Linked DNA regions of Homo sapiens: region 1 is linked to region 2. The links are chromatin contacts, found by POLR2A ChIA-PET in ENCODE. All regions are on one chromosome and are shown on one strand. The core of a region is the stretch at or near the end of the contact, and the rest is flanking DNA. Distances in the headings are between cores, read along the strand shown. Region 1 overlaps PLXNA2 (plexin A2). Region 2 has its middle 39 kb from the start of MIR29B2CHG.

Region 1 (2,878 bases), core at 322-2,821, 270 kb before region 2:
CCTATGACCAGGAGATGGGAAGTTACAGTGTCTCACCAGAAGGAAACTTACCCTCCTTCATTCTTTTAAATATGGGGAAACTGATGCCTCCAGAGAGGAAAGTCATTTGCCTAGGCCATCATCTGAATTACCAGAAGAATCAGGGTAAATCCTGAGTAACCTGGTCTAGCCCAGCATCCTTTCCCAACTTGACAACAGTTTCACTCAGCACAGACAAGAGTGAACACTGTGTTTAAAAACTTTTAATTAGCAACATTAAAACAACCTAGGCCCAAGAGAGTTCCTGAAGATGTTCCGAAGGGTCAAATTAAAATAGGGAAAGATTTGCATATTGTTTGCATATGCAGACTCATTCATTCAATAGACCATTAAGTGTTGACCATGTATAATGCATAGAGCTGTCCACTGACAAGTCATTTGCATATGTAGATATAGATAGGGCTGTCTTTCTAAGTAATATTCCAGCAAAAGTCTCCTTCTAAATAGGGCTGCCAGGAAGATAAGTACCTTCTTGATTTCTTTTTGCTGTTTTCAATGCAACAATAGCACTATTACGTATGCTTTTGTATAGCAAAAAATAAAATAGAATCCCTGCCCTCAAGGTGGTCAAATTCTGGAGAAGCGCAATGATGTATAGATAAATCACAAGATAAGGTTATTTATTTGTACATCAGAGCAATGCTGTAGAAGAGATGTACTATGTATTCAATGATTAAAGTAACTCATAAACGCATACCACCAGGAAGGGACCTGTCCTGGTTCCCTCCCTAATTGGGGTCACTCGGGGGACTCACCCTCTCCCTAACACAAGAATCCAGAGCTGGTTTATCCAGAGATTCTCTAGTGAAGAGCAGCCCTTTATTTTACAGAAGAGGAGATGAGAGGTCTGAGGGGGCAGTGACTCCGGAGAAGAAAGGGTATACCAAGCCGAATGTGGAGAAGCAGACAATGATTGACTATCAGTAGTTTCCTGACAGCCATGGGGAGCAGCCAGCCTGGGTTCAAGCCCTGGCTCTACTGCTTACTGCCATGTGACCTTGGGCAAGTTGCTTCACCTTTCTGTGCTTCAGTTACCTCACCTGTAAAATGGGCATAATTATGGCATCTGTTTGAAGATTAAATTAATTAATGCATAAAAAGCACTCTGAAAAGTACCAGGAACCTACTACCCGCTTAGTAAATGGTAGTAGTAGTAATTATATTTTTACAGTTGTGCCCCCATACATCATCATCAGGCCAAGCCCTGCAGGTCATGCTTTGCAAACAGCCACACCTAAAAAAAGCTTAACCACCCTGCCTTGCCTCTCAGCCCTACCTTATTTAAGCTGTGTTGAAATCTAACTAATATTTTTGCCGTGTTTTTCTTATTTTAGTTTACAAACATGGCCTCAGCTAATACACCAGTCCTATGAGATAAGTATTATTGTCCTTGCCTTTTTTTAACAGATAACAAAACTGAAATTCAAACTGACTAAGTAATTTGCCCAGGGCCACCAAGCTGTCCAACAGCAGGGCTGGGACTCCACCCCACACCTCTGAAGCCAAATCCACACCTCTTCAGCTTCCTGAGACAGCGCCCCCTGGCTGCCCTGTGGCTGCAGAAGGCTCCTCCCCTCCTGCTCTCCCCACACCCGGCTCCCAGTTAGGAAAAGGGTTCAGAGGCGGCTTTCTGGGCTCCAGGAGGCCAGCACAGACTCAGTAACTCCTCATTTGACACCTTCAAGGAGATTGGAGTAGTGCACTGTTTAGTTTAAAAAACCAATAAAGGAAAGCAAGCACTGCCCCGGGCCCTACATGGACAGTCAGGGGAAATGCCTCTGCAGGTGGTCAGAATGCAGGGAGAAAAAGCACCTCGCCCCAGGAAGTTACCGCGGAGTTTCTCCTGCGCAGCCAGCCAAGCGCCTCACGAGCATGATCTCCCCTCTTCACAAGAACCTGGGAAGACAGGTATTATCTCCCCCGTTTGACAAATGAGGAAGGCCAGGTGCAGCAATGTTGAGGGATCTGAGCTAGGTGTGTCTATGACTTTTAGGAGGCATAGCCGGGAGTGAGGAGCCTGTCTGTGTGGCTGCAAAGCTCCTGGACTGCTCGCCCTCCCCTAGCACCAGGAGAGCCCATGCAGAGACCCCAGCGGGAGACATCATGACTCCTCTGCATATTTTCTTACCCCCATCCAAAGCTCGTCGGTCTGGCAAAGGAAAAACCTTTTCAAGGAGGGCAGCTGCAGAACACATGTGAGGCATTGAAGCCCCGATTCAGCTTCTCTGGTGCTGTTTCAAGTGTGAACCATGCAAACCCATATCAGCTCAATCCCTGGCCCTAAGTAAGAGGTTCTCAGACTCAAGAAAGCCTCCTGTGTTCCCCATCTTAAGTCTTATCCAGCCAGACACAGGGGGCCCCGGAATGACACCCCAGAGCTCTGCAGCCTGCTTTTCAGCTCCTTCCAGGAGCGCTCCCTTGTGTTCCCTGCGTTGAGTTTCAGTAATTGAATGTGTTTTATTTAGACCATAACATTTAGTGCCACTTTGGATTTCCAATTAGGCTTCAATCAGATGCCGAGAGTCTGATTCGTTTTGTTGTTTTGATCAACACGAAAGATGGCAACATCAGAGGAGCCGTCATGAAAAGTTACTGCCATCCACTGATGACTAGGACGGTTTCTGTAGTGTGAAGATGCAGGTTCAGAGGTGTCGAGAGCGGCACCATGCATCAGGAAGAGGGGCAGAGGCAAAGGGGAAGTCAGTGAACCCCTGGAGACAAGCGCAATTGGAAGTCCTGGGGTGCGTGGCCGGGACTTGGCAAGGTCCCTCTGTATGTGGGCCAGGGCTCTGGGTGCCCCTGAGGGAGGGGAAAGGTGTTGGTCTCCACCCCAGCAGAT
Region 2 (2,824 bases), core at 75-2,574:
GGAAGGAATATAACCTGGCTACAAAGGTGGGTTAGAGGTAGTCAGGATCATTGGGTATAGCAGAGGGCCACCAGAATTGTGAAGAACTAACCAGCGGCAGAGAAGGGAAGAGTGGAAGGAGAGTAGGAGCCATTGTGAGAGGAAACATGGAGACCTCTTCAGGCCTAGGATGAAAGCAGAAATGACACAAGTGAGTCTCAGATGAACATGATGGCAGGGATAAAGAAAAGATGGGACTCTCAGCTCTGTTCTGCTGGTCTCCTCAGAAACCACTGTGTCCATGTATGACTAAAAATGCCTCTCAGTTATTTTCCAACAGTGCGGCAAATGCGAGGAAATTAACTATGGTTTGACATTATGGTTAGTCTTTTTTTTTTTTTTCAAATTTGTCAATGGAAATTTTCACAGGTACACAAAGATAGAGTTAGCGTAATACACCTCAATGTTCCCATCCCCCAGTTTTTCGACTTGTAATCAACACATGGCTTTTCTCATTTCTTTTATACCTTCACCCACCTTTTTCTTACTCCCTTCTTGGATTATTTTACAGCAAGACCTAGATCCTGTATTATTTTATCTATAAATACTTTTTAATATATCTCTAAATGATAATACCTTTTAAAAACTTAACCCTAGTGGTATTATTACACCTTGAAAAAGCACAGTCATCCCTAAATATCTCCTGTCATCCAAATATCCAAATGGTGTTTAACTTTCCTTCGATGTCTCAATTTCTTTCTTTCTTTCTTTTTTTTTTTTTTTTTTGAAAACAGCCAGTTGGTTTGAGTCAGGCTCCAAACAAGATCCTCATGTTTCATTTAGTTGATGACAAATCTTCAAGGCTCTGTTAATAAAGATTATGGTCATTCTTAAAAGAATTTATGTTTTGCAATTCTACCTTTTAGATTTACTTAGCTACCCACGATTCTTCCCAGTCAGCTGCCATCAACAGCTTCCTGAGTTTTGTTAGATGATTTTTATGATTTTGAGCATTTTTTCATGATCCCTCTTGCCTTTATGGTTTAATGTAGCTAGTCATTTTTCCCTTCCTTCAGTAGATGTTTCTTGGGAGCCTGCTCTGTTTCAGGAGCTGTACTGGACACTGGGCCTACACCTGTGAAAAGGACAGACAGGGCCCAACTCCTGGAGCTTACAGTTTGACCACAGGAGAGCTGCTGCTTGGCAGTTTTCCCCGTGCGTTCACCCCAGCTGAGCAGTGTGACCACAACCGTCACTTCTGTGCAGGCAGACCTGCCACGTTTTTATAGCTTGGTGTTCATGCTCTCATGCTGTCATTTTATGTGGTTGACAAAGGTGCGCCTAGAATGTTCAAGAAGCCAGGCATGGCTTCTGTGGCAGGCCTGTGTCTCATAGCCACACGACCCGGCATTCTAACTGTGGTGCTGCTTGGGCCTTGTGTGTATCCATGTAACACTTTTGGGCTTGAGTGTGGATAGCTCTGAAAGTTAAAATGGAGAGCTTCCTGAATTGGTGGATTGTGGAGAGGCTAAATGAACACGTTTAAAGAGGGGGGCTCTGAATTGTTACAGGGCTTGGCAAAAGCCAAGTGTTGCTAATATGTTTGAGCAAATTGGATGTTTCTGTGGCTTTGTGGACTTCAGGTTGGTTTGGGGCTTTTGCCTGTTCCAGTTAGGCTACCTGCCAGCCTTTCAGATGACAGGCCCACTTTCTTGATTTGCTGTTCGTTGTGTATTGGTTAGCCAGTCTGCCTCAGTAGCTAAATATGATGATACAATTCAGGCCTGTCTTGCTGATAAAACTTTTAACTGATTTACATTTCTTTATGTAAGTAAATAATCAGACTCTGACTCCTGTGATGCTCTGATTTTGAGAATGGTCCATGATTCTTCTTATATTTTTGCATTTTCAGTTCAAATGCAACTGTATTGTAGTTACTGGATTATAGTGTCTGAGCCTTTAAAAAAATCTTAGTTAATAAAAGTATATTTTCAGATATAAAACCTAGTATCCTTATGATACATATCTCCTTGTCACTGAAGGCATGTTCAGCCTCTGATGATATGTTTTGTTTTCTTTCAGTTAAGTGGTCTTTAATCGTTTTGATTGTGTGCCCATATCAGTTAAAACTTTTGAGCAATTCCCCTTGTTTGTGTGTGTATTTATAATTTATAAAAAGTAGTGCTGTGCTAAAATACATTATAGTATTATAAAACACAAAACAAAAGACTTCAAATGGCTAGGATATATTGTATTCCCTACCTTCTTCCTAAATGAACTCTTCATGGTTCTGTCCGAGGGCAGCCTTCTACTTTGCCCTAAATTTCAGTTACTCTCACATATTCGACATTGCCCCAGCCTGTCCCCTCCTCCTTGCATCACCACTTTTTCCCCCTGCTCGATCGTTTCCAAAGGCTTTCTCATCTTCAAAAAGTCTTCTTTGGTCACCTCTCCCAGCTACTGCCCCATCATCTGTCCCTCCATATTTTCAGTCCTTGCTGTGTTCACATCCTCTCTTGACTCACACCACTCTGATGAAAGTGCTCCTGGCAAGGTCCATGGTAACTCCCATGATCCTGACTCTAGTGGTCACTTCTTCATCTTCCTCACAGGAGCTCTTCAGTTTGGCACCGCTGATCATACCCTTTTCCTTGACGCTGTTTCTTCACTTGGCTTCCAGGGTGTGTATTTCTGGCTTTCCATCTGCCTAATTGGCCATTCCTTCTCGGCTTCTCATCTCCCTGACCTCTAAACATTAAAGGCCCTGGGCACCTCCTCTCTATCTTCTCTCATTCTGTCTGTGATCCTCTCCTGTTGTATGGCTTTTAATACCATCTATATGAGT

Evidence for each region. ChIA-PET counts read pairs that join two places held with the same protein, here RNA polymerase II (POLR2A).
Region 1: POLR2A ChIA-PET joins it to region 2 with 10 read pairs in A673. The contact joins two enhancer-like sites. POLR2A ChIA-PET finds 5 or more read pairs at or near these places in 3 of 52 experiments (A549, A673 and GM10248).

What each region holds. Positions count from the first base shown.
Region 1 is chr1:208,131,069-208,133,946 of GRCh38, reverse strand. All of the region lies in intron 4 of PLXNA2 (plexin A2), which reads left to right. It overlaps LOC124904500 (a long non-coding RNA gene), which reads right to left. Exons shown (of 2, transcript XR_007066851.1): 2 at 206-2,878. Among named protein-coding and RNA genes, the nearest start is that of PLXNA2, 110 kb to the left of the region's middle. Within about 2 kb of position 1,571, at least 11 of the 41 ENCODE cell types and tissues checked have a DNase peak (open chromatin) inside an H3K27ac peak, as active enhancers do.
Region 2 is chr1:207,860,436-207,863,259 of GRCh38, reverse strand. No RefSeq gene overlaps it. Among named protein-coding and RNA genes, the nearest start is that of MIR29B2CHG, 39 kb to the right of the region's middle. Within about 2 kb of position 1,324, at least 8 of the 41 ENCODE cell types and tissues checked have a DNase peak (open chromatin) inside an H3K27ac peak, as active enhancers do.